2 separate regions of the Homo sapiens genome follow, and region 2 is linked to region 1. The links are chromatin loops, found by intact Hi-C in ENCODE. Cell type or tissue: GM12878. All regions are shown on one strand. Links, peaks and the distances in the headings refer to the core of each region. The heading gives the core; the rest is flanking DNA. Region 1 overlaps SEPSECS (Sep (O-phosphoserine) tRNA:Sec (selenocysteine) tRNA synthase). Region 2 has its middle 36 kb from the start of DHX15.

Region 1 (15,636 bases), core at 1-4,000:
GAATCTGATTTTTCATTTTAGATTTGATGAGGTCAGAGAAAAATGACTTGAAAAGAAATATCTTGCTGTAAATACTTTACATGCTTCTATTAAATAATTTTTCTGTAGCTACCGGAGGATAGAGATTTTATATCACAGGACAACTTTTTAAAAGTAAAATCTTAGATTAATTTACTTTTTACCTTGATGAACTCATCTATATACAATATAGTTTTGACACTTCTAAAATGGTTTTCTTGACATTGCTTTTAGTATTGCCACTATTTGTCTGTGTGTTTAGGTTGAGCCTAATTGACTTCTTTGAAAAAAACAAAAAGCTAAGCGATTAAACTATTAGAAATCTGCTTATATCTAATATGCCAGTGAAATCAAGCTTTAAAAATGCAGGTGCCTTTGCTAAATATTACTGTTTGCTGACTACCACCCCACTATAAACAGTTACATAACTTCTTCTGTATCTGTGCTTTAAAACTATCCATTGTATAGCACTGATCAGATAGTTAGACTTTTAGTTTGTTGATTATTTGAGGTAACACATGACAATTACAGTGGTTTGACTTGCAAATTTCAATATTTCAGTAAAGTGTGTATATATGAAGTCATATTCCAGATTTGGCACAAAACCAAATCATTTTCTTTTTACCTCTTTAAAGAAGATGTAGAGGTGTTTAAGATTCCTAGAGCTTCAGGTAAAGAGAAAAAGATACTGGCAAAAATAAAATCAAAAGAGATTCCTAGAGCTTATAGGTCTTTAATAGAAGTTAAGTAAACGATAATCACGAGGCAGGACTTTTTTATGTAAAAAAGCAGTGTATTATAGAATTTCATTTTAAAGTCGATACAGTCTATTTTTGTAGGCCATGATTTGTGGCTGTTTTAAACTTCGTAATAAGTGGATGTAAGGCTTTGTAACACATATCTTTTGTTTATGGGTGACATTGTGTTACCATTACCAGACATATTAAATTGGTAAATCTTTCTTCTTTCAGGGTTGTGCCTCTTGGGTCCATGCAAACTGTGAGTGGCTATACTTTCAGAGGCTTTATGTCACATACAAATAATTACCCTTGTGCTTACCTCAATGCTGCATCAGCCATCGGAATGAAGATGCAGGATGTGGACCTGTTCATAAAGAGACTTGACAGGTGTTTAAAGGCAGTAAGAAAAGAACGAAGTAAAGAGAGTGATGACAATTATGACAAAACTGAAGATGTGGATATTGAAGAAATGGCTTTAAAACTAGATAATGTACTTCTTGACACATACCAGGATGCTTCTTCATGACATGCGAAGGGTTTCTTCTTGATCATTTGAAAGAAATGATAAGGCTGTAGTACAAGCAAGCAGTTTAAAGATAAGACTTGAGATTTTTGAATTGAGAATTTCATGGGAATATTCAGTCAAGGAGCAGACTTTGGTCTGAACTAGCCATTGATGATTGTTAAGTTTCCCATTCTTAGACTGCATCAATCCTTGTGATCCTTAACAGGTTATAATATACAATTAGCATTTTTCTAATTGTTAGAATATCTGTCAATTAAGCATCATGACTCAGATAATTTTTACTAGTGTAATGACAGTAAAATTACTTCAATTCTCTTTGAAATGTAGAGTGCTTCCTCCTAACCATTCTTTACCGTTTCTGATCACACAGAATTGAGAAAGATCTCTTAGGCCACTAGTTACTAGTTGTTTGTTGAGATGTGTAAGTCACAGTGTGCCTGTAAAATGGGCATTCCCCAAGGAAGCAGAGTCAAGGTATAAACTTTCGTTTTGACTCAAAAGCAGTGGGTCTCAACTGGGGATGATTCGCTTATCTGAACAGCATCTGCAGACATTTTTGGTTGTCACAACTGGTGGGATGCTGTTAACATCTAGAGGATAGAGGCCAGGGTGCTACTCAACATCCTACAATGCATGGGACAACTCCCACAACAAAGAATTATCCAGCCCAAAATGTCATTAGTGCTGAGGTTGAGAAATACTCCTCTAAAGTAGATAAACTCCTTGAGTAAAGAGAAGTTTACCATAGCAACTTTCAGTAGTACTTCAAAGAAGATAGCTGTATAAATGTCATCAAACTATACTATATAGAGAATCTTAAGTGATAACCAGGGTCACGGATTCCAAACATGTCATTATAAATTGTTTTATATGGTGCTCACTGGTGCATTTTTCCTTTTGGATAAGGGAAAACATTATTCCACTTACTGTTTTTGCTTTAAGCAGCCTGCATATATTGGTTAGTTTGTTCAGATGTTGTGCACAGACATCATCAAAATTAGCTAACATGGGTATTTTTGAACATATTTTTGCCAGGAAGATGAAAATCACATAGTATGATAAACAGGTGTATTCCCCTCTACTTGCCCATGTGCTCATTTTTCTGAGTCTGAAATTCCAGACTTACTGGCTTTAACAATAATTTTTGTTGTTAATTTAAGAAATAGACTTACTTAAGACTATTTTAAGAAATAGAGATGTCATAGCCTGAAGATTTACTGAAGCTTCTGAACATGCCACCATGCCAAAGCTATGTTTCTCAAACCCAGCTCTGTGGATCATGTTCCTAAAAGATGCTCATGGGGAGAAAATGTTTACAGACAAATAATTTTGGGAGCTGCCTTTGCAAACCTGCCTGTTGGCATATTGAAGGCTCTAAGAATTCCTTCACTAAATAACCCAGTTTTAATATATCCTTATCCAAAGAGAAACTCATTTTTTTAAAGTGAAATATTTGTTAACAGCCCATTGAACATACTTTTAAAAACACTATGGTAGAGAATGCTGTGTTGCCTTCTGGGCTGCATTTTTCTTATTGATTTGGAATTGTAACCTATGTATGAGAAAGGGATTTTCTGGTATTTTGGTGACGTTGTACATTGTCCCAGACTGTTTGTAAACATGAGGTCAGACATGTGTAAGGTAGACGCCTATGGCCACTGGCTTGACCACCTTGGAAGTCAATGACTATTTTGAGATGAAGTATTTAACTATGAATATCATGAAGGTTATTTAAAAATGTATTTATTTTATCTTTGGGGTTCAAACATTAAAAAAATTTACATAGGTGTAGTAACTCATTTCAAGGGAATAAATGCTGGATTAAAAAGTGTAAATTTTTCATGAGAATTTGGGACTAAATTGCTGAACCAATAAAGCTGAAGAGTTGCAACCTCTAGAGTCAAAAAAGGGATTGAAATGTTGTTGCAAATGTAAATGCTGGCAGTGCAGCTTGCTATACATGTAAGCCAAAATTGTTTTATAGAACAAGTGATCTATATTGTTGTGATCATCATTTAGCTTAAGAAAGGCCAGAGCTGGGAGAGTAGCAAATGTTTTCTCATCTGCAGTGTATCAGCAGTTCTTGGGCTTCAGCTGCTGAATAGATAATAATTCTAATTGAACATAAATTACATGAACTCACATGTGAATGATAGATATGTTACAATATTTCATTCCTGATGCAGAAAATCAGCTGTGGTTTTTATTATTAACCCTTTCTTTTTCAGTGGTTTTGGAATTCTAGCTCTATTCCTCCTGGCTTAAAATTTGAGGGCATAGAATTCACAAGAGTTTTTGAAGAGTTCTGTCTATTCAGGCTTTCCTTTGTCCCCACCCTAGTGTCATTTTCACTCACTCCCATTTCTACACATAAGTATTAAAAAGGATGTATTTATTATAATTCGCTAGTACTGATTGGTAAGCCTCATAATTGGCCTTTGTTATCTTTGTACTGTGACGAAGGCAGTGGATGATACATTACCAATCATTGCCGAAGATAACCTCTTCTATCTTTTTGACCCAACTACCCTTATTAAAACTATCAGGTAAAATATTGGAGTTAGGTTTTTAAAGTCATTGGGCTGTGGCAGTGTGCTTAGAAAAGAAAATGGTGGAACATAGAATATTCTTTTGGTCACTACACAATGTGTTACTTATACATGGCAGGGAAGGGAATTTTAAATCAAACTCGCAGTTTGGTTCTTAGGTCCTCTGCTGATGAATTCTCGCTCTATCAGGGAATGATATGTGACGCCAGCCTTAGGAACCTGGTGTTCAACTGTAAATCTTTCTATTTAGCTTTTTGTATTAGTTGAATGAAGTTATAGAATATGAATTATTGAATACAGTTCTGTTCAGCCAATAGGCACTTGATATACAGAATGGTAAATTTAAATATAAATTAAATTTTTCTAATATTATGATCAGCACTTCACTGTGGTTCTGTGTCTTTAACCACCTCATAATAAGAACTGTTATTGAGGACTGGGCTACAGAATGTGCTTAGACTACATCTATGGCTTCCATAGATTTTAGTAAAATTTAAACAGATAATTTGTGTTTACTGCTGATGTTACTTTAATATTGAATTAGTAGTTCATCCTGAGAGTTATATTTCACAGAGGAAAATAACCAACAGCTGAAAACAACAATAATAAAGCTCTGGTGAGTCTGACTCATACTCGGAGAAAGTTTTTGGAATACATACACATTTGGTGCATATAAGAGTTGGGTTTCCTTTTCCCACTTTCTGAGATGTACTAACCTCTGCCAGACCCTTAAATGATTTTGTTATGTTTTGCATTTTTGAGGCCAACCTTATTTTGTAACTGAAAAAAGTCCAGTTTTGCATACACAGAAATTTGGTCATTTTAGAAGTCTCACAACCTGAATAATTTGATAATAATTGAATATGCTATTAACAGCTTTTTAAGAAAAGGTTCTATTAGTCAGTTTTTTCCTTGTCTGTCATATTATGTTGGTTAATGTCTCTTATGGCCAATCTTAGTAAACAGACCTAACACTCACTGCATCCTTTTGTGCCTTACTTTTTACTTTCCTTTTGCCCTTTTGGTATGTGCGCATGTAAGATGGTAAGTTTAAGGCTAATGAATATATGTTTGTAATTTCCTACTCACTACTCTGCAGTTAAAGCTAAGGCCTTAGGCAAAATCTAGAAATGTTTATATTGTTTTGTTTTTTATCAAGTGGTGTCAACTTGAGAAATACAAAGAAAGGCTATGCTTAACTGTATAACCGTGGGGGATTTTAGCCATGAGAATATGAAGCTGATGTCAGCCTGCTAACCTGTTTTACCAAAAGGAAAAGATGTTTCCAAAAATGTTTTCGGTGTAGACTGTTTAAAGATGAAAATAAATTATATAATTTATTATATGAAATAAATTTTTGATAAGTCACTGACAGTACGTTATTTTACCTAATCATTACGATAGATAAAATCTGAAAGTACAAATAACTGAACTAAATTACTTGCCCATTTTTGATTCAGTCATCAGTATCAGCTTGTCTAGAAATCAGCAAGAAAAGTCATACCTTAATGAGAAGCATGAGTCATGGCTGGGGGCTAAATTAAAACAAAAAAAAAAGGAAAGAGACGATATTCCAGCAATCATTTTGCAAAGGATCTATTGACTGTAGAAAGTACTTAGAAGCATTTAATCTTTTCTAAAAGAAATACTATCTTTTATTTGAAAATAGGTTAATATCACTTTCTCCTTTAGATTTCACATCTAAATTGTGCTATTTGAAGTTTGCAGGTAGTGGTCTTTGATTTGGAATTTGATCTCTGCACTGGTGCTTATTAACCATGTGAGGCCACATATTCAGCCTCTTTGAATCTCAGTCTCATCAAATATAAAATAGATACAACCTTATAGGATTGAAGATTAAATGAGACAATGTATGGTAACGTGATTAACTCGGTATCTATGCATAGAGTACTTACTTTTAATAACTGCTATTATGCTCCGCAAAAAGCTATACTGTCCTAAGTTGTGCTAGATTTAAATTTAAATGTATTCAGTATTATGTAGTTTATTCAGTGGAACTTTTTTTGAGGGGGAGTTATCAATGAATTTTGTCCATTTGCCAGTGGAAATTAAAAGTATGCAGTTGATTTTAGATGACCTTTATTTTTTATTTTCAGGGTTTTTCTATTTTGGCTTTTATGGATTTTCTTTTGTTTTGCATTTTTGAGAATTTTTTTAAACCCATATTTAAAGTGCATTGACTAATTACCTGAAATTTCAGGTCACAACCCAGGAAACATATACAGAATAAGTTCACATCACAATCACTTCCACATTGATTATATTATCTGACCAAAATTTATGGTATAATAGGCAGATCTACAGGCATGCCAGTTGTTCAGTATATTTAGCCCTATTCTTACATGATTTTGTAGTAGAATAGCTGATCATAGCTCCCAAATGGATATCTTTAGCAGACTTCTTTCCTCAACCCTGCACTTGTATGCAACTGCCTAGTCAACATCTTTTGCATGTCTGATAGACATCTCAACCTCCACATGACAAAGGTGATTGATTCCTTGATCTCCCCTGAAAACCTGTGATCTGAACTTCTCTTCAGTTGATTAGGCCAGAAACCTTGGAGTTATCCTCTACTTTTCTCTCTCACATCCTACGCCAAATCCATCAAGAGATCATGCTATATCTATGTACTAATTTATCCAGAATCAAGCCATTTCCCACCTGCTCTGTAACCAGCCAGTTCTGAACTCCCAGTGTTTCTTGTCTGGATTATGACAGTACCCTTGATTCCCCTGGTTCTACCCATGTCCGTTTACACATGGGGCCAACTTGGTTTATGCTGTTCCCAGGGAAAAAAAAAGTAAAACCCACAACCAACCAAACTGCTTTATAGATCCATCCCCATGGAGCCCAGAGCTTCCTAGGTATGTGACGCACACACAGCCAGAGTGATCCTCTGGAAACAGGTCCTGTCGCTTGTCTGTTCAAACTCCTGCAGTAGCTCCCATGTCACTCAGAGAATAAGCCCAAGGCCTTGCTGTGTCCCAAAAGGCCCCACAGCACTGGCCATCATAACCACTCCCCCTTTATCTTTCTGACCCAACTCTTCATCCTTGCCTGCTCCATTCCAGCCAAACTGGCCATCTTGCTGTTCCTCAAACACTCCAGGCATGCTTTGCCTTAGAGCCTTGCCTCAAGCTAGTCCCTCTGCCTGGAAACATCTCTTAACCCAGATGCTTGGCTAACTCACTTCCTTCATACTTTTTACCAAAGTTCTCCCTTTTCAATGAGCTCTACCTTGACTACCCTTTTTAATACGGTAGCTATCTCCCCCTCCCCCTACCCCCGGTTAACATTGTGTAAAAATTGTCTTAAAATTGAGGGTGGGGCCTCAGTTTTAGGGTTTGTAAGAATCATCTGGAGTTGTTAAAATGCAGATTCAAATTCACTAGGTCTGGGGTGGGGCAGCATCTCTAGCAAATCCCTAGGGCGTGCCCACACTGCTGGCCCATGACCACACTGAGGAGCAGAGGTCCAACATAGTTTGTCATCTACATATTTATTATGTTGTACTGTTTGTCTCTCCCTCTCTGGCTATAGCATAAACTCCACTGAAGCAGAATCTTCGTTTTGTTCACTCGTGTATCCCAAGCACCTAAACAGCACCTGGAACATGACAGACACTCAAATATTTATTGCATGAATGATTCAATAGGTATTATTAAGTATTTATATAACTATGTTTGAAATCCCATTGTATCTGATTGAAACTACTCAGTGGTTTTCCATCTCTCCTAGAATAGAGCTCTAAAAATTTTACTTGGGTGGTAGACACAAAGAGGTTCTGTTCAGATCTTGCACGGAAAGACTACCCAGCTGCAAGGAGTGTGCTTAGCTGACAGCCTCCCTACTGTTAGCTCCTTCAAGGTTAGCTCAAGCCTGTCTTTGAGCCAAAGTCATGGCCTTTAGCCAGTTTCTGAGCAAGGCGCAGATATAAGGGCCTAGCCATTTCCACCCAGTGCGGCTCTGGAGCTCCCTGCTGGGCTAGCAGACACTTGGTTGGGTCTGCATCACAGTCCGAGGGCTCCCCCTGCCCTGGCCTGCTTCCCCTCTTTTCTTTTTTAGGTGTTACTCCCCAATAAAACTTTTGCTGTCCTAACTTTGCCTCAGTATGTACCTCCCAGAGAATCCAACCTTTGATACCCGTGGCCAACAGAATGACCTACACCCTTCTGCACACATTTCTACTCATTCTTTTCTCCCTTGCTCTAAACATGTCTACTAAACCCAGTTGCATCCACTTGGTACTACTACAGTGACACCAATCGTCAGTAAGGTTCATTAGCCTCATGAATCTTTTCTGTGTTGGCTATCGCAGATTATGCCATTGTTTTCATCTGGCATCTTTTTTTAGCTATTTTATGATTTTAAATACTAACTACTGTTTTGAGGAATGGTTCATGACTCAATGATTTAGTACACCTTTGATAAGTGGTCCATATGCCGTGAGAAGGTGAATCAGTTGTTCAGTGACCAACCTTCAGGAAGAGGTTTCTCCTGGGCACCACAGTGATCACAAAGTGAGAGGCCAGACTTCAACCCTGGCTCTGCACTTAGTGGCTGAGTGATCTTGCACAAGTTACTTTTGACTCATCAGTAAAATGGGGATAATATCTCACAGGATTGAAATAAAGATCAAATGGAAGAATCTATCATATATAAAGTACTTAGCAAAAAGTCTCGTATATAGCAAGTGGTCTGACAGTAGCTATTATTAAATGAATCTTATTTAAAATTATTAAATGGTGGTTAAAAATAAACTGGAAAAGATCCTCAATAAAATAGCACCAGAAACAGTCTTTGTAAAATGTAGTTGTATTTGTTGGCCTATCTTTATTAAATCCTATTCGTTCTGATAAAGAAAGAAAACTGAGCCTGGAACTCTCTTCAGAGCGCTTGGCTTCAGTGGCCTTTTTGGAGGTGGCCACTCGCTCCCCTTCTCTTTTCTCCTGCCTGACTTGCACTGTTGGATTCATTTCTTTGTCTTAAGGCTTTTTAAGTCCTGTTAAACGCAGATGCCTCAGGAAATAGATAACTGCTATTTATCCTTATTCGTTGGTGACATCTTACTTTGGATGTATTTATCAGATGTTTCCCTAAGAGTGGGCTTTTTGTTAAAAAAAAAAACACACTTTTTATTATAGAAACTTTCAAGCATATACCAAAAAATATGATGACGCCTAGTATCCATTAATCAGCTTTGGCACATACCAAGTCCAGTTTTGTTTCACCTACAGCACCAGCCAGTCCTCCCCTCTATCACTTTAAGCAAATCTCATCATCATTTCTGGGTGTAGCTCACATTTCAATATGGGTCACCAAAGGAAAGGAGTCATTTTTGTTTTTTAAGTCACAATACCATTATCACACCTGAAAAATTTAACAATAATGTCTTGATGTTGTAAAATATGCTGTCGGTTTCATTTCTGTAATGACCTTCCTTTTACCCGTTAGTCAGGATGCAAATAAGATCCTAAGGGTAGATTTTAGTGGAAAAAGGGTAAGAGGAGGGAATCAGGAAGCATTAGGAACCAGTGACAATTACAGAAGTGCAGAGAGGGGAGATTGAAAGTACTTGAGACAGTGTTTTCATTTTGTTTTTTTTTTTAAAACAACTTTCCCCTGGGTTAATAAAACTGGATTTACAGGAGATGTTTATGCCTCCACACAGGCTCCCAAAGGTCTTTCAGGATGCTGGAGAAATTATAATTTGACAAGCTTCAAGTTTTGCTGGTTATCGTGAGAAATGGACTTGAGTCCACATTGGTGTGTAATAATTCACTTTCAATGCCAACTTTCCCAATGTGAGGCTTTAAGTTAGAACCCCAAATAGGATTAGTTCTGTAATATGCTGGTGGTGGGGTGGTAATTGTTGTAGCTATATAGAGCTAACTTTTATTCTAAAATGGATTGAAGACAAAGCAAGCTATGCTGGGTTCCCGCTAGCCAGGCTCAATGAGCCGAGAAGGCAGAGCGCCATCTCAAAACCAGTGTTCAAAGGAAAGGGGGGCAGAGAGGCACCCCCGGGGTGGAGCAGAGGAGCTGACTGTGGTGCTCCTGGTGGAAGAGTCTCTGATGCGCTTCATGGATCACATGAGAGAGATGAAGGAGCTTTCTGGGAGAACTTGGAGCTTCTGACCAGATCAGAAGCTGAGAGAGGTCTATTCCCACTCCTCCTTCCAAAAAACTTGGTCATGGGCAATCAGTGGGGCCTTTACACCACAGTGGCAGAAGATACTTTTAGTTAGAAAACTCTCAGACAAACCAAAACAAACCTTACGTTGGAGACATTAACCTGGAAATGTAAGATCCAGAGTCCCTAGGAATCCATTAGTCTTATGAAATTCCCCATTTTAGCTCTCCCAGGTAATAAAGCAGATTCTGAGAATGGCAACCCAAAACCACACAGCCCCTTCAGGACGGTACTGAGGCAGGTCTCAGGCTGCAGCCAGCCACAGGCCCATGACGGCCAGGGGCAGGTCTGAAGGAGGTAGGGAAACCTTTTGCAAGACAAAAAGTTGATCCAGAAAACGTTTTCCCAGTTTTTGGATCAACTTTTCTTTTTTTCCCCCTATAAATTGCATCGATTTCTTCAGTTTCCAGTGCCTCTCACCACATCCAGTTGATGTGCTGTTCCGTCCTTGCCTGGTGACTCAGACCTTCCTGGGATGGGAGAGGTGGGGGTGGTGGCAAGCAGGAGCATTTGAACAGTAATCCCTGCTAACTTTTCTTGAAGGCCAGTAAAAACACTCATCAATTTTTATCTTCTAATTAAAAGCAAATGATCATTGTCTATTTTCCATTTATTCCCATCTATTTGCAATAAGTGTATTTTGGGCCAACTTGGTTTATGCTGTTCCCAGGGAAAAAAAAGTAAAACCCACAACCAACCAAACTGCTTTATAGATCCATCCCCATGGAGCCCAGAGCTTCCTAGGCATGAAATTGACTGACGCACACAGAGGCAGCAGGTGTGGGGCCACATGCCACTTGCCGCCTTTTTTTTTAGTGTGTGTTTATAATCAGTAAATGGCTGTAGATGTTTAAATGGTTGCCTAATACTGATGGAGAGCGGATGCCATTATAACTTGAACTTGTATTGCCATGCAGATGGTGGAAATAAACATCCAATTCTGCACAGAGTTTTGTTTGTTTCTCACTTTTAAAAGATCAGCTGAGTGTCAGGCATCCATGGTGCCAGCAGGGGGGCTGCGCCTGTGGGTGGGGAGCGATAGGAAAGCTGGGCTGCTGTCGGGTTCAGATTGGCTTTTGTGCTGACAGTCAAAAACAGCAGGTTCCCCTGTAAGTGGGAGGGGGTTCATGGCAGCAGTGGACTCCACCCCGGAGTTACCAGGCAGCAGCTCCAAATACCCCTTCACAAAATCAAAATGTGTCTCCACAAAACTTAGCTCTCGGGCTCTGCTGCCTCTCACCCTTCTCCATCGTAGAAGGATTCCAGCCCTAACCATGCCTGCTGGAACTCTTGCTACACCTTCTTTTCTTTCTCCCTTCTCTTTCTTAAACACCTTGAAAAATGGAGCTGGTTGGACACAGTGGTGACAACATCTGATTCGGTTTCACCCTCCTAGCGTCTCCTGTCTGTCCCTCGAATGCCCATTGGTCTCCTACATTTTGCGGGACCTTAGCAAATATTTCTTGAACAAATGATCAACTGATTTGTTCACACTCTAGAAATAACCAACAGGGTTTAATGATAGCCTAGTCCAGAAATATTTGTTTTAACAGATTTGGAATAATCACAGAAATGAATCTCCGTGAAATTTTGCAAATCAGTGAGCAGAAAAGAGCAGAGTGAATTTGGGGACAGGGAAGTCTTCCTAGTACCTTAAAATTGCCTCATGGAGGAAGCCCACACCTTGGGAAGAAGCCCAAACCTGGGAATGCCCTGCAAGCCATTTCTCTGGGACAGTGACACTGGCCCCAAATGTAAATGTTTTAAGAGATGAATCCATGCTTCAGGGTCAAAGAATATGCTCCATGGGGGAGCAAGGGGCACAGGGTTTATGACAAAGGCCATTCCCAACAGGCTTGGTCTGTTTTATTAATGAATCCTGCAAAAGCAAGGCAAACCCGCCCCCACCTCCTCCAGTTGGCTTCTTTCCTTTATACCAGCCCTCTTTCTCTGAATCATTTCCATTTCTGTAGAGTGCTTTCTGGATTACAAAATGCTTTCATGTACATTATTTTGTTTTCATCTTCTGACAGTTTTAGGAGCCAGGCAGGGCATGATGATTATCCTTATTTTGCAGTTAAGCCCCAGAGAAGTTTGGTGATTTCCATGGCTTGTCTTGTCTGGCGTCATTCTGAGGGTAAGGTCTGGAAACCCTGACGCTCACAGTTCTGATGCCAGCCTTGGAGCTTTCTTGGAACATTAAAACATGGGGTAGGAGCCTTTGCTTTAGAGCGGGGGTGGTCAGCAAACTTTTTCTGTAAAGGGCCAGGCAGTAAATATTTTAGGCTTTGCTGGCCGTACCATTTCTGTTGCAACTACTCGAAAGCAGCAGCAATCTGTAAATGAATGGGCATGGCAGTGTCCCAATAAAACTTTATTTATGGACACTGACATTTGAAATTCATATAATTTTCACGAGTCGTGAAATATTCTTCTTTGGTCCTTTCCCCCCCGCCCCACCAATCCTCTAAAAGTGTAAGAACTATTCTCAGCTCATGGGCCATGCAAAAATAGGCAGCTGGTTGGATCTCACTTGTGGGCTGTGGTTTGCCAACCCTCCTTTAGAGCTGGTTCTGCTGTTTATCAAGTGTGTAATCTTGGATAGGTTCCCTGGATAAACCTCAGTGTCCTCAGCTACAAGACGCGAAAAGTAAGGAGGAGTTCCTCCGTCAGGGACTGGGGGATGCGATGGAGTAACTGTGAAGTGTTTAGCATGATACTTACGTAGATCACTCTTGGGAGTGGGAGGTGTCATGATAAGATGATGCTGAGTCCCTTGAAGTTGTTTGTCCTCCCAAAATATACTGATAGGGGGTGCTTGTCACTGTGTAACAACCTCAGCCTTTTTTGCACTTGGTGCTAGTGAAAAGTTGAGGGAAAATCCAACCATGCCCACAGGACAGAAATACTTTTTTTTTTTTTAAACCAAAGAAAAGCCTTTTTACAAAATAGCAACTCATCAGGGAAAAGAAATGTCCGAACTAAATGAGAGCAGGCTGCACGTTGGACCTGCTGACATGAAGCCAGGGCAAGGTGCTTCCCCACTCTGGCCTGCGTTTCCTCCTCTGCATAAGGAGAATTTTGGATTTGGTCCTCTCCCGGGTCAGTCCACCTCTAACACTCTGTCATGCCAGGTGATAACCAAAATATCTAGATCCAGCATTCATGTCTGCAATGTTCTTGCTTTGCTAGCAAGGCCCCTGCCACCAAGAGGAGATCACACGTTTTCTAGATGTCCTTTTTTACCTCCCCACAGGGTCACTGGGGCTTCCCTGTAGGTGAGGTCCTTGGGCAAGTCTACCTCTCTACACCTCAGTTTCCTCATCTGTGAAATGGGGATAATAACAATGGTCTCAACAGCACGGGGTTGAGGGGAAAACGAAATAGGATGCTAGGTGCAAAGTGCATAGCATGGGACAAGAACTTTGCCAAAGTCAACGAAGAGCTCAGTGTTCTGCATTGGTGCCCGCCTCCATGCTCAGGTCCTCAAGAGACCCGTGACGGTCTTCCCTTGATCTTGGCTTTGGTGTTGGTGATGGCGGTAAGGAATCATCTAGTAGCCAAGTAGGACCTTTTATTCCTGAGGACTAATGAGACTGTGAACTTTGTGAATCCTCCACTCCTAGCAGCCAGAAGACTCAGCCCAGGCCAGAGGTCGTGGTCTGTGGGGCTCTGGTGGTCAGCAGAAGAGGCCAGGATAGAGCGAGACGGACAATGACCACGAGCACAGAAAGCTGCAGAGGAGCAGGATCCAGGTAGGAGCCAGAGTCTGTCCACTCAGCATGTGTGAACCTGGCCTAGATTTGCCCAAATCCAGCTCCCTGCTCTCCCCTTTCAGAAGCAGAAGCTTGTGACTTGGCACCTGTTTCCGGAACCCACTATGGCCCAACCTTCTCAGAAGATTTTGCACCTTGAGCCAAAGAGGATGCAGGGCTCTTGGGACCCAAGAGCCTGAGTAGGGCTTCTGCCCTCCCTCTCCGGCCTGAAGTTTCCCATTCATCAGCTGGAACCTTCACACCTGCCCAGAGGACTGCTGACTCGCACTGACGGTGGCCACAAGGTGACAGCTTGTGTCCTGTGGGGGTAGATGGTGATAACCATCTGGTAACCAAGCAGATGAAGTCCTGGGGTGATGAAATCTTAGGAAGTAAAGAAGATTGGTCTTGTCCTTAGCTATCCTCACTCCTTTGGAGCAAGCCCCCAAAGTCCCTGCCACAGCAGGCCCTGGGCATGGAAGGGATGACTGATGACAGTGTCATTGTCAAGGATGGGTATGCCAAGGATGGAAGAGTGGCTGCTTCTGCCTTGCACCATTCCCCTCTCCTGAGCCAGCCTCCTTCCTACCTTTTGACTCCCTCTCAGGCAGTAGTCACAGCCTTCTAGAGACAAAGCTGGCGCAAATCACAGGTCAGCTGGCCTGCAGGGCAGTGGGAACCCCCAGGGCGTGGGTGGAAAGGGCAGAGGCGGGCTGGACCATTTATCTATCTGTCTGAGAGTTACTGAGCACTGGCCAGAGACTGCTCATTTCTTCTCAATATTTCCTCCTGTCCCTTAGAATCCTGACTTTAACTGGGAATAATGCTGCCCTTCCCGGTGGGAATAACACTGCCCTTCCCAGTGGGATAAGCTTCCTAGCTGATGTAACCATGCATTAAGGTTAGGCCAATGAGATGTAAACTGAATTATTGTATAGAACTGCTAGAAATTTTCGCCAAAAAAAACTGGTATGCCTTTTTATGCCTCTTTGTGCCTTTTTGTTCCTGACACAGAATTCAGATGTGATGGCTGCAGCTTAAGCAGCCATCATGGACCATGAAGTAGACACACTAAACCTGCTGCAGGAGCAAGATGGAAGGAGTCTGGACCTCTGACAATGACAGTTTCACAAAACTTTTCCTGGGGTGTACGCCTCCAGACACCTCTTATTCCTGAGAGGCAGATAAACTGCTCCCTTTTAAAGCCACTGTTGTTTTGAGTTGATCTGTTACACATAGTCAAACCTGATCCAAACTCAAAAATAAAAGAAAAAGCAAAAAAACCTGATCCAAACTGATTCAAGTCCCTGCTGTGTGACAGACACTCTTCGAGGTTGTGGTGACCCAGCAGTGAGGATAGGATGGTCACCAGCACAGTGACCATAGTGCCTGCCCTGTACAGCCACATTCCAGTGGAGAGAAAGCTATATATGAGGAAACAGTAATTTTATGAAATAATTGGTGGCATGAAATAAAACAGGTGATATTGAGTGAGACACAGTTCTGAGACTGTCTCATTTATTAACTAATCTAATCTTCATATCAATTCTGTGAGGTGGTGACAATTATCATACCCATTTTACAGATGAAAAAGGAGGCCCAGTGGGTAGGTAACGCATAAGGACACATGCCAATGAGCAGAGGAAGCAGCATGTGACTCCCAACACTCAGCCTCCAGAGCTCACCCTCCTAGCAGCTTCCCCAACTGCTTCCATAGCAGGGTAGAGAGAGGAACCACTTCCCAGGAACTGTGGCCTGACCAGTGCTGGGCCCTCTAACTGACATCAGTAGTCTTTTTTTTCTTTTTTTTTTTTCTTTTTTTTTGCCCAGTCTG
Region 2 (15,636 bases), core at 3,805-7,804, 500 kb after region 1:
AAGGAAAAAAGGAAGACCTGAATAGACATTGAAAGATATCACATCCTAAGATGGAATACGCATATTTTTTTCCTTTTTTTTCTCAAATTACAAAGCAATACAGGCTTATTGAAGAAGTAAAATGGTACAATGATGTGCAAAGAAAAAGTTAATCATCATTTCATCCTCACCTCAATCCCCTTTGAGTTAACACACATTAACACCCTGGCATTTATTCCTTCACACCTTTTTTCATAGCTAATTCAATATTACAAGCATTTATGGAGACCACAACTATAGAAGTTTGTTTGTATGTGTTTGCTTTGACAAAATAGAATCATACTTACACATTACTACTTTTTTAAATTTAACACCTTATCATGTGCATCTCTACAAATATGCAGATATGGATTCAACTCTAGCTTTTTCTCCTCTCATGTATATTATATCATATATATACACACACATTATACGTGTGTATTATATTTTAGGTATATATGCATATAATGTATTATATACATATTAATATGTAAATATATTAACAGAATATCATTATGGTAGCTAAAAAAATTAGATCCAATTTTTCTTCTACCCTTCTCCTTTCAGATTTTACCCAAATCTCACACCCTCACACACAACTCGACAAAATTCCTGTTAACAATCCAATGTAGAGCATTCCAAACTTTTTTCCCAAACTCATGTAATTATAAGTAGAAGTTTGTACACAAATATACATGTTTACACATACATACACACACACACACACTCATCCATACACAGTCATGTGCTGCATAACCACATTTCGGTCAATGACAAACCACATATACAACACTGGCCCCAAAGAAACAAAGAATTATAATGCCATATTTTTGCTGTACGTTTTGTATGTTTAGGTACACAGTTGTGTTACAATTATCTATAGTTTTCAGTACAATAACATGTTATACAAGTTTGTAGCCTAGGAGCCACAGACCACACCATATAGCCTAAGTGTGCAGTAGTAGCCTCTACCACCTAGGTTGATGTAAGTACACTCTATGATATTCACGTAACAACAAAATTGCTTAACAATGCATTTTGAGAAAGCATCCCCATCCTTAAGTGATGCATGACTGAATACTGTTTATTACTGGAAACCATAATATACACCATTCTTGGCATCTTGCCTTTCTCACTCAACACCTTGTAGCAATCCTTCTAATTCATATGCAGTAGTTCTAATTCCTTCTTCTTAGTAACTGCATAGTATTTTTTTTTTTGAGACAGGGTCCCACTCAGTTACCCAGGCTGTAGTGCAATGATGTGTTCATGGCTCTCTGCAGCCCCAACCTCCTGGGCTCAAGTGATCCTCCCACCTCAGCCTCCCTAGTAGCTGGAACTATAGGCATGCACCACCATGCCTAGCTAATTTTTATATTTTTGGTAGAGACGAGGTCTTGCTATGTTGCCCAGGCTGGTTTTGAACTCCTGGGCTCAAATGATCCACCTACCTCAGCCTCCCAAAGAGCTGGGTTTCCAGGCATGAGCCACCACACCCGGCCAACTGCATAGTATTTTATGATGCAAATACACACACATTTATTCAGCCATTCCCTTATGGATGTATATTGACTTTGTTTTTAGGTTTTTGTTACTATAATTCTGCAATAAACAACTTTACATATAGCTCTCCATATTGATTATTTTATTTTTACTGACTACAATCCCAGGAGTGCAATCATTGGGTTAAAGGGTATGAGGATTCTTTATTATAATGGATGCTGCTTGGCATTTGTTTTTCTCAAAATGTGACAATTCACATTTTCACAAGTAATGCATGAGATTGGAATAGATAATATCATTCTTTTTAACTTCTGCCAATCTGTTGCATGTAGAGTAATATCTCATTATTATTTTAATTTGCAATTCCCTGGCTGCCACTGAGTTGGGTACCTTTTCATATGTTTACCAGCCATTTGGATTTGCTATTCGGTTTATTTCCTTTTTCATACTTATTGACCTTTTTAAAAATTGGAATGGTTTATCTTTTTCTTATCAATTTGCAAGAATTTGTTATATATAAGAAATATTAACCCAATATCTGTTATCTACATTGTACATATTTTTCTAAATGCATTTTGACTCTTGACTTTGTTTGGGTACCTTTCACCATATAAAGGTTTGAAATTTTTATGTAATCAAATATGTCTACCTTTTATACTTTCCAGGTTTCTGGTTTTAGTTTAAAAGATGTTCTCTGTCCCCTAGATTTGCATGTAGTCACCTAAATATTTTTTTTAAACTTATTGTTTACATTTATGTTTTTAATCCATTTGGAATTTATTTTTGGATTTGTTGTGAAATTGAGATACAAGTTCATTTTGCTCCAGAAGAATAGGCAGTTATGCCAGCAATACTTATTAAGTAAGCCATTCTTTCCCACAGAATTGAAATACTACCTTTGTCACATATTAAATTATGATATATACTGAGATCTATTTTTGGATCCACTCTTCTGTTCCACTGATTTGTCTACTCTTATGCCAATACCACGTTGATTGTATTCCAGTGATTTTTATTACAGTGGCTTTCAGTTGAAGGCAAGTCTCTCATTATTTATCTTCTGCATATTTTCTTTGTTATTCAGGCACTTACATTTCCATGTGGCTTTTAAAATAATTTTATCCAACGCATTCTACCCCCCAAAAAGAGAACTATTAGGATAATACATGGAATTTTGCTATATTTATTTAGGGGAATATTATTAGTTTTTCAATCTGTAAAAATTTTAGTCTTTCTTTCTTAACATTTATTATATCTTAAAAATTAGCAATAATTTCTTGATATGATTAAATATCTAGTCACTGCTTAAATTTCCCCAATTGTCTCAGGATAGTTTAATTTATTTTTTAGACTTAGGATCTAAATAGGCTATAAATTTCAGTTGGTAGTGATAGGTGTTTAAATCTTTTTTAATCTGTTGACACCTCCTTCGTTATGTGTTTTCTTGCAATTTACTGAAGAAAACAGGTTGTCCGGCAGCATTTTCCTAACCTGAATTTTGATAATTGTACCTCTGTGGTGTCATTTAATGTATTCTTTTGTCTCCTGTAGTTCCTGGATGTTGGTGGTTAGATCTAGAGCTTTGATCAGACTCAGGTTCAATTTTCAGGCAAATATTTGTCATAGAAGGTGACATGGAAAGTCTGATCATCTCTCTTTGTTGTTTAGCACACCTATATCCACTGATTTGTCAAGACTTGCACAGTGGTGATATTTTGACTCCATCATTCCTTCTCATTGTTAATGACGCAGCTTTAGAAGTTTCTTACACAATGGTGCAGTGTCCTCTTCAATCATCTCGTACCTAGAGGTGCAGGTTATGCAGGGAAATGAGATAAGGAACTGATTGCAGATGAGCTGGTTTCCCAGAATCCTGTAACACTGACTACTGTGTTTTATTGGTTTGTTTCATTATAAACTAGTGGATATCAACATACATATTTGCTTTTTGTCTATGATAGTTATTATTTTTTGTTTCACTGGTCTATGGGAGAAAATTTCTTCAGATTGGATCTTGGAATTTTTGGACACACCCCTGGGACTTCTGGGGTCAAAACAGAGAAAAGAAAGCTCAGGTACTTAGGGTAGGCTGTGTGTTTCCTGCCCTAGATCTGTCAAGGCTGTAATGCAAGGGACCCTGCTGTCTTCCAGGGAATATGGTATTTGGGAACACCATTTATGCATTTGGTATTATGGGCTTAGTTATTGTTTCTGAGCTTTTTCAGTAGACAGAATAGAAAATGGTATTTGTTTGTAAGATTACATATGTCATGACTTCATACTAATAGTTGCAGTTCAACTACAAGGTTTTTGTCTAACCCATTGATATCTTTTCTCCCACACTGAAAAATTACATAATGGCCTGTTAACTTTAAGCCTCTCTGTATACACTACAGTCTCAAAATAATGGTTTTCACACTACTTCTGAAACATGAGATTTCTGAGCAGCTTAAGATATTTTTTGCAATTCTTTTCGCCCTTAGGGAATATCCCACTAGGGATGGGCTATCAAATTACTGTGCTTTCAAGCTGCTCTAAATAGGTTCTCTCTGTGTGACTGTGCCACCAACCTAATTCCAGTTGTGTTGGGTTCATTTGCTTTATTTTACTTTCCATTTTAAGGGATTGCTTTTTTTTTTTTTTTTTTTGAGACGGCTTCTTACTCTGTCACCCAGGCTGGAGTGCAGTGGTGCCATCTCGGCTCACTGCAAGCTCCGCCTCCCGGGTTCATGCCATTCTCCTGCCTCAGCCTCCCGAGTAGCTGGGACTACAGGTGCCCGCCACCACGCCTGGCTAATCTTTTGTATTTTTAGTAGAAACGGGGTTTCACAGTGTTAGCCAGGATCGTCTTGATCTGACCTCGTGATCCGCCCGCCTCGGCCTCCCAAAGTGCTGGGATTACAGGGGTGAGCCACTGTGCCTGGCCTATTTTTTATACTAACTTTTCCCATCCAAGGACAAGGTATATGAAAATGTAAGCCTATCAGTCATGTTTCATGTTAGTATATAATTTAATTCAATTTCAATCCAAATCCTAACAGGACTTTTTAAGGAAATTTAGTAAGCTGGCTAGACAATGACGGGAAAGAGAAATGGACTCAGATGGCCAAGAAAATTTTGAAATAATAAGAAAAATGAGGGAAGACTTTCCCTACCAGATATTGAAGCATATCCTGAGAGTCCATAATGTAGGAAAACTTTACTAACATGTTATAAGACATCTGCTCCTGGCTATGAGGAAGCACTAGACCCCAGATTCAGCCTCCTCCCTAAACAACCATATTACTAGACAAAATATATGAAATAACAATTTTCAGGCATTGGACAACGGGCAACGTAGAGAAGGAAAAGAAATAAGGGGAACTCTAATGTTGCCAGCTTACTGCCAGGACAGAATTTCTCAGCTATAGCTTATGGAAGGAGCACCCAGAGTACAGAGTCTGAAGAGGTCAAAGGAGCTAGGATTTGTGGGGCAGGGCCAAAGAGTAATGAGCCACACTGGGAGGACCCTGAAGATCTGCAAAGGGCTCCCCTTGAGAGTTTAGCTTAGTATCAATCAGTTTATGTGTGCCTTAGTCAGCTTGGGCTGCTGTAATATACACTGGGAGGCTTAAACAACAAACATTTATTTCCCACAATTCTAGAGGCTGGAAGTTTGAGATCAGGGTGCTGGCATGGTCAGGATCTTGATGAGGGCCCTCTTCCTGTTTATGTCCTCACATGGCCTTCCTTGTTACTTGCATGTAGAGAGACAGAAGTAACAATTCCTCTCTTTTTATAAAGGCATTAATTTCATGATGAGGGCCCCACTCTCACAACCTAATCTGACCCTAATTACCTCCCAAAGGCCTAATCAATGAATACCATTACATTAAGGTTTAGGTTTTCACTATATGAATTTTGAGGGGGACACAAGCATTCAGTCCATAGCAATATGTATGAGAAAATTAGATGAAGTGTGGGGAAGATCACCAGAATGGATCGGGTAGAACAATAGCCAGAACTAGCTCTAGGCTAAAGATTGCTCTGGATCCAACTAACAAAGCCTAAAGGCAAGCTTTGAAAGGATTGAATTCATTCAACATGCCAGGATAGGTGTTTTCTGCCATCATCTTGACACAGAAGCATTGATTTTGACAACTACCTCCACATGACAGTACCTTTGTGGGAGTCTGAGAGTTCAGCAGAGAAGTTCTAGTACACTGTGGAGCAAAAAGTCTGAGAATAGATGCATTGAAGAGGGTAAGAAGAACAATTTCACTATAACTGTGTCACCTTTCCCCTAAGACAGCACAGTTCAGTGCCAAGACAGACTCCTTCAGCCTGCAATTTCTCCCATAGGGGAAAGTGAATGCATAGCAAGCAAGTACCTGGCTTATCCAGTCATGAAGAGTGCTACTTGAGAGGTCCACCTCTTTCTTAACTCACACAGAATACTGAGGTGACTGGCACAACGAAAAAGTTCAGAAAGTTGGGAGCAAGGAAGAGAGCTGGGGAGTCACATTAACCCAGGCTCAGAACTCAATAAAGGGCCATGGATCTTACTAACTGCTTTGTTTTGCAGATTCCATCAGGAAGCCCTCCTATGAGTTACTGGAAACTTTGTTCACAGAATCTCTCAGCTTGCTCACAGGCACCCTAAATGCTTTGCATGTCCCACCCTTCTCCACCCCATGGCCCCTATGCATGTCACCACAAATGCAAGTACAAGCCTCTGCAGATGGCTCATGAGCATGTGCAGAAAGCCATCCTAACTCTGTGCGATTGGGACAAGGCACATAAACTTGACCATTTCAGGGAACAGCCTTTAAAAAAAAAAAAAGATCAAGAGAAGGCATACAGTCTTAGGAATCTCCCCCTCCGCAAGTGGTAACAAGAGGTGTGAATCAGACACATTAATAGGAAAGGACTGAGAAAACCTCAGAATCCCTAGTCAGGCCGAATAGTGCAGGTATTTCTCTCCCAAAGTTAGTCAGCAGAGACTGGAGAGGGTGATTGCTTCTTCAAATGAAAAACAAAAACAAAACAAAACAAAACAACAATGCAAGCTCCCCATGTAATTGAAAAATCAAGGAAACATGATACTAAGGGAAGAGACAACCCCTCATATTGTCTTATGCCCAATTTCTGCCTCCAAAGAAAGAAGTCTTCCTGAAGACTCAGCTGCCTTGGGCAAAAACTGTATAATAGTACTACAAAAACAGTAACCTGGTAAACTTCAAACCACACTAAAAGAAATCCGTTTAGTAAATTTCCAAAGTTGCAAACTGTGTGGACCCACCGGGAGTCCCATCTGGACTGGACAGCCCCCACTGGATTATACCAGATATGTGGGCATAAAGCCTATGCCAAAGAAAGAAGAAGTAAAAACTAAAAGGCAGAAATGAAATCCACAGGCAGACAGCCTGGCACCATGCCCTGGGCCTAGTAGTTAAAGATCGACCCCTGATCTAACCAGTTATGTTATCTATAGATTCCAGACATTGTGTGGAAAAGCACTGTGAAAATCCCTGTCCTGTTCTGTTCCTTTCTGATTACCGGTGCATGTAGCCCCCAGTCACATACCCCCTGCTTGCTCAATCAATCACAACCCTCTCACACGGACTCCCTTAGAGTTGTAAGCCCTTAAAAGGGACAGGAATTGCTCACTTGGGGAGCTCGGCTTTTGAGACGCAAGTCTGCCCAAGTTCCTGGCCGAATGAAGCAGCTTCCTTCTTCAACCCGGTGTCTGAGGAGTTTTGTTTGCAGCTCATCCTGCTACAATACTACTAAAGGAATATAATAATTTTCCAATAGCTAACTCAAAGCAATAGAGATCTATGAATTACCTGATAAAGAATTCAAAGCAACTGTTTGAAGGAAATTCAGCTAGCTACAAAGAAAACATACACAACTCAACAAAATTGGAAAACAATACATGAACAAAACAGGAAGTTCAACAAAGAGATGGAAATCAAAAGAGTACCAAACAGAAATTCTGGAGCAGAAGAATGTAACGGATAAAGTGACAAATACAGTAAATTATGTCAATGGCAGTCCTAAGCAAAAGAAATAATCTGTGAACTCAAAGACAGATTATTTGAAATTTTCCAGTTAGAGGAAAAGAATTGAAAAAGAATGAAAAGGAATGAAGAAAGAATTTATAGGACACAATCAAGAAAACTAACATATGCATTATGAGAGTTTTAGAAGAAGAAAGAAAGGAAAAGAAAGATTATTTTAAGAAATAATAGCAGAACACTTCCCAAATCTAGAGAGAGATATGATCATCCAGGTAAAAGCTACACTCATTTTTAATATTGTGGTCTTTTAACTTTCATACTAGAATTACAAGTGATTTACACACTGCCATAATAATATTAGAATATTCCAATTTGACTATATACTTACCTTTACTGGTGAGTTTTATACTATAAGATGTTTTTGAGTTACTAATCAGCATCCTTTCAACTCAACTTGAAGAACTCCATTTAGCATTTCTTGTAAGACAGGTCTAGTGATGATAAACTCCCTCGGTTTTTATTGTCTAAGAAAGTTTTTATCTCCCTTTCATTCCTGAGGGATATCTTTGCTGGGCAAAGCATTCTTCTTTGCCAGTTTTACCTATTAAAAAGCTTTAATAACTTTTTAATAGGTAAACAATATAAAAACATGTAAGTTGTGACATTAAAAAAAAGTGGAGGGGGAATCCAAATTGTAGAGTTTTTATATGTTATTGCAGTTGTTTCTATCAGCTTAAAACATACTGTTATAACTATAAGATATGTTATGTCAATTTCGTGGTAACCACAAAGCAGAAATCTATAGCAGATACACAAAAAGATAAACAGAAAGGAATCAAAACACCACTACAGAAAATTATCAAATCACAAAGGAAGATAGCAAGAGAGGAAGAAAGATACAAAGAAATTACAAAACAGCCAGAAAATAATTAACGAAATGGTGATAGCAAGTCTTTACCTATCAATAAGTACTTGAAATGTAAATAAATTATATTTCTCAATCAAAAAACATAGAATGGCTGAATGGATAAAAATACAACACTCAACTATATGCTGCTTACAAGAGGCTCATCATAGCTTTAAGGACATACATACACTGAAACTGTGAAGGACGGTAAAAAAATATTCCATGCAAATGGGAACCAAAAGAGAACAGCGTTGATACTATACTTGTATCAGACAAAACAGACTTTTAGTCAAAAACTGATAAATAACTCAGTAAAGTTGCAGGATACAAAATCAACATACAAAAATCAGTAGCATATTCATATACTGACAATAAAGGATCAAAAAAGAGATAAAGTCCTTAAAATGTCCTATTAGAAAAAGAGATATTAAGAAAACAATCCCATTTATAATAGTAACAAAAAGGACAAAATAATTAAGTACAAATTTAACCAAGGAAGTGAACTGTTTATACTACTGAACCATTTATGAAAACATTAAAACACTAGTGAAAGAAATTGAAGACAAATAAATGAAAATATATCCCATATCAATGAATTGGAAGAATTAATATTATTAAAATACCCATAGTCCCCAAAGCAATTATATTAGTCATTTTCTCACTGCTATAAAGAACTACCTAAGATTGGATAATTTATAAAGAAAAGAGGTTTAATTGACTCACAGTTCTGCATGACTGCGGAGGCCTCAGGAAATTTAAAATCATGGTGGAAGGGAAAGGGGAAGCAAGGCATGTCTTACATGGTAGCAGGAGAGAGACTGAGCAAGGGGAGAAGTGCCACACTTTTAAACCATCAGATCTTGTGAGAACTCACTATCACAAGAACAGCGTGGGGGAAACTGCCCCCATGATCGAATCACCAACCACCAGGTCCCTCCCTAACACATGTGGAATACAATTTGAGATGAGATTTGGGTGGGGACACACAGTCAAATCATATCAGCAATCTACAGATTCAGTGCAATTCCTATCAAAATTCCAAAGGTACTTTTCACAGAAAAAGAAAAAATGATCCTAAAATTAATATGGAATGGGAAAAGATCCTGAGTAGCTCAAGCAATCTTGAGCAAGAACAGAGCTGGATGCATCACACTTCTTGATTTCAAAGCTATCTTAATCAAAACAATATGATTCTGGCATAAAATCATACATCAATAGAACAGAGAGCCCAAAAATAAACCCACACATATATAGTCAACTGTTTGACAAAGGTGCTGAGAATATGCAATGGACAAAGGATAGTCCCTTCAATAAACGGTGTTGAGAAACTGGATATCCACATGCAGAAGAATGAAATTGGCCCTTTATCTAACACAAAAATGAAGTAAAAATATATTAAAGACTTAAACCTAACACCTGAAGCCATAAAACTCCTGGAAGAAAACACAGGAAAAAGTTCCATGACATTTATCTTGGCAATTTTTGTTGAATATCAGGATACCAAAAGCAAAGGAAACAAAAGCAAAAACAGAAGTAAGTAAGTGAAACTACATCAAACTAAAAAGTTTCTGTATAAGTTTCTGCAAATGAAATAATCAAAAAATGAAAAGACAACCTCCAAAATGAGAGAAAATATTTGCAAACCATATATACCAGGGATCTCCAACCCCGCAGTACAGGTCTGTGGCCTGTTAAGAACCAGGCCACACAGCAGGAGGTGAGCGGCAGGTGGATTAGCTTTACTGCCTGAGCTCCACCTCCTGTCAGATCAGTAGTGGCATTAGATTCTCATAGGAGTGCAAACCCTATTGTGAACTGTGAACATGCAAGGGATCTAAGTTGCATGCTCCTTATGAAAATCTAATGCCTAATAATCTGAGGTGGAACAGTTTCATCCTGAAAAAATTTGAGAAAAAGTTTTCATGGCCCAGTCCATGAAAAAATGGTCTTCCACAAAACTGATCCCTGGTGCCAAAAAGGTTGGGGACTGCTGATGTATATGATGAGGGGTTACTACCCAAAAAATATAAGGAACTCATACAACTCATTAGCAAAAACCAAAAACAAACCCAAATAATTCAGTTTTAAAATGAATAAACGATCTTAAGAGATATTTTTCCAAAGAAGACATATCAATGGCCAACAGGTATATGAAAAGGTATTCAACATCACTAATAATCGGAAAACTCAAATGCAAAAACATAAGATATTACCTCACACCTGTTAGTATGGCTATTCCCAAAAAGACAAAAGATAACAAGTGTTGGTGAGGATACGGACAAAAGGGAACATTTGTCGGCTGATGGTGGAAAGGTAAGTTAGTAGAGCCATTATGGAAAAGAATGTGGTGTTTTCTCAAACAATTAAAAATAGAACTACCATATGATCTAGCAATCTCTTTTCTGGGTATACAGCCAAGGAAATAAAATACTCCAATGTTAGCTGCAGCACTATTTATAATAGCCAAGACACAGAATCAACCTAAGTGTCCATCAACAGTTGAATGGATTAAAAAAATGTGGTGCACATATATGCAATGGAACATTATTCAACCTTAAAAAAGAAAGAACTCCTGTCACTTGCAACAAAATGGATGATACTGAGGGACATTATGTTAACTGAGATAAGCCAGGCACAGAAAAACAAATACTGCATCATCTTACTTATATATGGAATCTAAAAAAGTCAAACTCATAGAAGCAGACTATAGAATGGTGGTTGCCAGGAGCTGTGGGTGGGGGAAATATGGGAGATGTTGGTCAAGGGGTACAACCATAAGTTATAAGATGAATAAATTCTGGAGACCTAATGTACAGTATGGTGACTGTAGTTAATAATAATATATCATATATTTGAAATTTGCTAAGAGAGTAGATCTCAAGTCTTCTACCACACACAGAACTATCTGAAGTGATTTATATATTAATTAGCTTGTGGTAATCCTTGTACCATATATACATATATCAAAACATTATGTTGTGCACTTTAAATACATACAATTTTTATTTATATATCATACCTCCACAAAACTGGAAAATAAAATTGCCAGGCATGAAAGATGCAGAATAATATAACTCATAATGAGGATTTAAATAATCAACCTGTAAATGGACCTGGAAATGACACAGATTATTAAATTAGTAGGCAATGATACTAAAGTATTACAGTAATCACAAATATGTCCAGGAAGGTAGGAAGAAAGCATGAACAGTTAAGGAGAGACATAGAAGTTGTAGAAAAGACTCAAATCAGACTTCTAAGGGCTTGGAGACTGGGCCATTCAGTGCATCAGACTTTGGTGTATTGGTTTTTTAGAAATTGGCTTTTAGAGAACTCATCAAGAACTATAGCTTGGGCTGGTTGCAGTGGCTCACACCTGTAATCCTAGCACTTTGGGAGGCAGAGACGGGCAGATCACTTGAGGTCAGGAATTCGAGACCACCCTGGCCAACATGGCAAAATGCCATCTTTGCTAAAAACACAAAAAATTAGCCAGGCATGGTGACACACGCCTGTAATCCCAGTTACTCAGGAGGCAGGCAGGAGAATTGCTTGAACTGGGGAAGCGGAGGTTGCAGTGAGCTGAAATCATGCCACTGCACTCCAGCCTGGGTGACAGAGTGAGACCCTGTCTTAAAAAAAAAAAAAAAAGAACTATAGCTTGGACCTGAGACTGATAGTGGGGCTAATATTTCTTCCCTCTTGTGGGAACAGGAGGTGGGAATAAGATAGATGCTCTACTTTGCCAAGCTTACCCTGAGAAGTAGGAAAAAGACAATGGACTCCATTTGTGGCTGTGCAGATCCAACAGAACAAGAGCCAGAAGACCAGGCCACAGAGAGACTCATTAATCCTATCCAACTGAGAAACATGGACCGATGAATGTCAGGCTCTCACTGAGTTTGCAGAAATAGTGATATCTTCCTTCCTGGTACTTCCCGCAAGAGGAAGGTGTGTCTGCAAAGTGCATAAAGCTGGGAATGGAAAGAGAAGCTGTCCCATACACTTAAGAAGGCATTTTGCTGAGAATTCAAATGTGGATATCATACAGTCCCTCTTCTGTCTCTCACAGTCTAATGGGCTTGCCTTCCTCATTTTCTGTTCCTTTCTGTTTTCTTTGTAGATTTCCATTCTTCTTACTTTTCTCCCAGTTAACGTAGCACCTGTATGGCACTGGTAACAAGATGCTTCCCTGAGTTTCCTACTGCACACTATACACAACTATCATCAGAGGGGAAGAAATGGACACAAATTACCAGAGCCTGGAGCAGGACCTCCCTTAGACCCAGGTGACCAGGGCTCCTGCCATGAGATCTGGGCTGTAGGGCTCCACTACAGCTCTCCTCAGGCGTGAAGCTCTACTCACTCACATGGCAAGGTGTCTTTAGGGCCAAGGAAATGTGGCCACTTGGAGTCTCTGCCTGTAGGATCCTGAACCACAACCATTACAATTGTGCTGGCGTGCCCATACAGGGAAGTATGCACAGGCCTTGAGCATTCATTTATATCCTTCCCCAGATCCCTCAAATATTAGCAGTAGACCTGTCTGGCAATCCACAGGTGGCCTAAGAATGTTCCATATTAATACACATCCCTTCTTACTAAGGGAGCCCAATCTTATTTTTCACCAATGTGAACACTGTCTTTAGGGCCTAGACTGTGTATCAGAACCCACGGTTTAAACTGATGCTCTGTGTCATGTCTCTGCCTCCCTTGAAATAATTGTCTATGTGTACAGTTGTGCACCTCATAACATTTTGCTAAACAATGGATGGCATATACAAGGGAGGTCTTGTAAGATTATGCTATCATAACTTGAGTGTACCTTTTCTATGTTTAGATTTGTTTATATACACAAATCCTTACCATTGTGTTACAGTTGCCTACGTTATTCAGTACAGCAACATGCTGTATAGGTTTGTAGCTTAGAAGCAATAAGCCCTACCCTATAGCCTAGGTGTGCACTAGGCTATATATCTAGGTTTGTGTAAATACATTCAATGATGGTCACACAAGGAAATCACCCAACAATATATTTCTTAGAAAGTATCCTCATTGTTAAGTGACTCAACTGTTTTCGTTTCTAATTTACTCAACCCACTTCATTTGAGTTTTCAGTGCCATCACTCCTCTGAAACAGCTCATATAAAGATCACCCGTGGCCTCCATTTTTCCAAATCCATTTCTGTATTAGTTTTGTATTGTTGCTGTAACATATTACTACACATTAGCAGCTTACAACAATAAGAATTTAATAACTTACAGTTCTGTGAGGCAGAAGACTGACAGGGGACTCACCAAGCTAAAACCAATGTGTTTGCAGAGCTATGTTGCTTTCTGGAAATTCCAGGGAAGAATCTTGTTTTTTTGCTCATTCAGATTGTGGACAAAATTTGATTTCTTGTGGTTCTAGAACTGTTTCTTTGTTTGCTATCAGCTAAAGGTCATTCCCAGTTTCTAAAGGCCGTACTCATTTCTTTGTTCATGGCTCCTTCCTTGATCTTCAAAGCCAGCAATGCCGGGTTGGGTCCATCTCTTGCTTTGAATCTTTCCCACCTCCTCATCCATCACATCTCTCTGACTGACTATTCTGCCGTCTTCCATTTTTCTAGGTCCATGTGATTACATTTGCCCACCAGCATAATCTGGGAAAACCTCTCTGTCTTAGAGTTTGTGACATGTGACATCAATTTCTTTTTTTTTTTTTTTTTTTTTTGAGATGAAGTCTCACTCTGTTGCCCAGGCTGGAGCATGGTGACACAATCTCAGCTCACTGCAACCTCTGTCTCCTAGGCTCAAGTGATCCTCCCACCACAGCCTCCTGAGTAGCTTGGACTATAGGCATGCACCACCATGCCCAATTTTTTTTTTTTTGGTAGAGACAGAGTTTCACCATGTTGCCCAGGCTGGTCTCTAGCTCCTGGACTCAAGTGATCCTCCCAGAGTGCTGAGATTACAGGTGTGAGCCACTGCGTCGGCCCTGCGACATCAATTTCATCAATTTCATCTGCAATTATAATATAGTATTACAGGTAAAACACTAGGGAATGAAGATCATGGGCCAAAATCTTGCCTAACACACCTGCCTTCTTAGAAACATTTAAGATTTTTTTCTTGAGATATTAATTTTTCTTGACTTAAAGGACGTGGTTTGGATAGTTGATTCTTCTGTCATTTTTGCTGGTTTTGGTGGTTAATACTTCCCAGCTATCTGTAACGGCAAATGAAAGAATACAAGAACACCAGGGTTGGTTCTCACTCTACTTCTCTATGTGGATAAAGTCATCTCAGCTACTTCCATTTCTTAAATATATCTTTATGCTGATGACTCCCAAATTTACATTTCCAGCCCTAAGATCAAACACAGCTGAGTCCTTGATATCTACTTCTGGATGTCTAATAAGCATCTCAAATTCAGTATGACTGAAGTAGAGTCATGATTCATTCACTTCAACTCCACTCACCACAATCCTCCCCATCTCAGTAAGTAGTTACATGATCCACCCCGTTGATCAGACATCCTATATTCTTCTCCTTTCCTTCTATTCTCGAACCTTCTGCTGTGACAATACATTGCCATGTCCTATTGTCTCTTCCTCTAAAGTATATCCCAAGTGCAACCACATCTTACCTGTTTAATTGCCACCATCTTAGGTTTAGTCACTGATTTAGTCTACTCAGGCTGCTATAACAAAATATCATAGACTGAATAGCTTGTAAACAACAGAAATTTATTTCTCACGGTTCTGGAGGCTGAAAAGATTAAGATTAAGGCATTGGCAGATTCAATATCTGGTGAGAGCTTGCTTTCCGGTTTATAGATGATGCCTTCTTCCCATGTTGTCACATGGTAGAAAAGGTGATGAATCTCTCTCAGGCTTTTCTATAAGGGCATTCATGTAGCCTCCATCTGCATGACCTAATCACCTCCCGAAGGCCCTACCTCCTAACACTGTCTCGTTGGGGATTAGGTTTCAACAAAGGAATTTTGGGGGCACAGAAACATTCAGACCATAGTTATCACCATCATTTCTCATCTGGATACTTCAATAGTTTCCACTTTTTCCTTCTTTCCCCGTAGTTGACTCTCCAGTGGCAGCTGAAGTGACTTATGGAAAAGTAAAACAGATAATATTGCTCCCTTATTTTAAATCCTCCAATGGATTCCAATTGAAATTAGAATAAATCTGAAATCTTTACAATGAT

Evidence for each region. Hi-C counts contacts between places; a loop is a spot of excess contacts. Peaks named below come from ENCODE experiments on the same cell type or tissue, not always from the same donor. Only the 100,000 strongest peaks of a DNase experiment are listed, where the experiment ranks them.
Region 2: a loop joins it to region 1, with 5 times the contacts of the local background. A loop is called at or near these places in 1 of 110 quality-filtered maps.

The regions. Positions count from the first base shown.
Region 1 is chr4:25,109,579-25,125,214 of GRCh38, reverse strand. SEPSECS (Sep (O-phosphoserine) tRNA:Sec (selenocysteine) tRNA synthase) reads left to right here. Exons shown (of 11, transcript NM_016955.4): 11 at 990-5,201. The coding sequence ends at 1,284. LOC105374534 (a long non-coding RNA gene) reads left to right here and starts at 12,404. Exons shown (of 4, transcript XR_925488.2): 1 at 12,404-13,802; 2 at 13,886-14,107. In GM12878, for the core only: no CTCF peak of the experiment used is centred there; a DNase peak (open chromatin) is centred at 1,734.
Region 2 is chr4:24,612,913-24,628,548 of GRCh38, reverse strand. No RefSeq gene overlaps it. Among named protein-coding and RNA genes, the nearest start is that of DHX15, 36 kb to the right of the region's middle. In GM12878, for the core only: no CTCF peak of the experiment used is centred there; no DNase peak of the experiment used is centred there.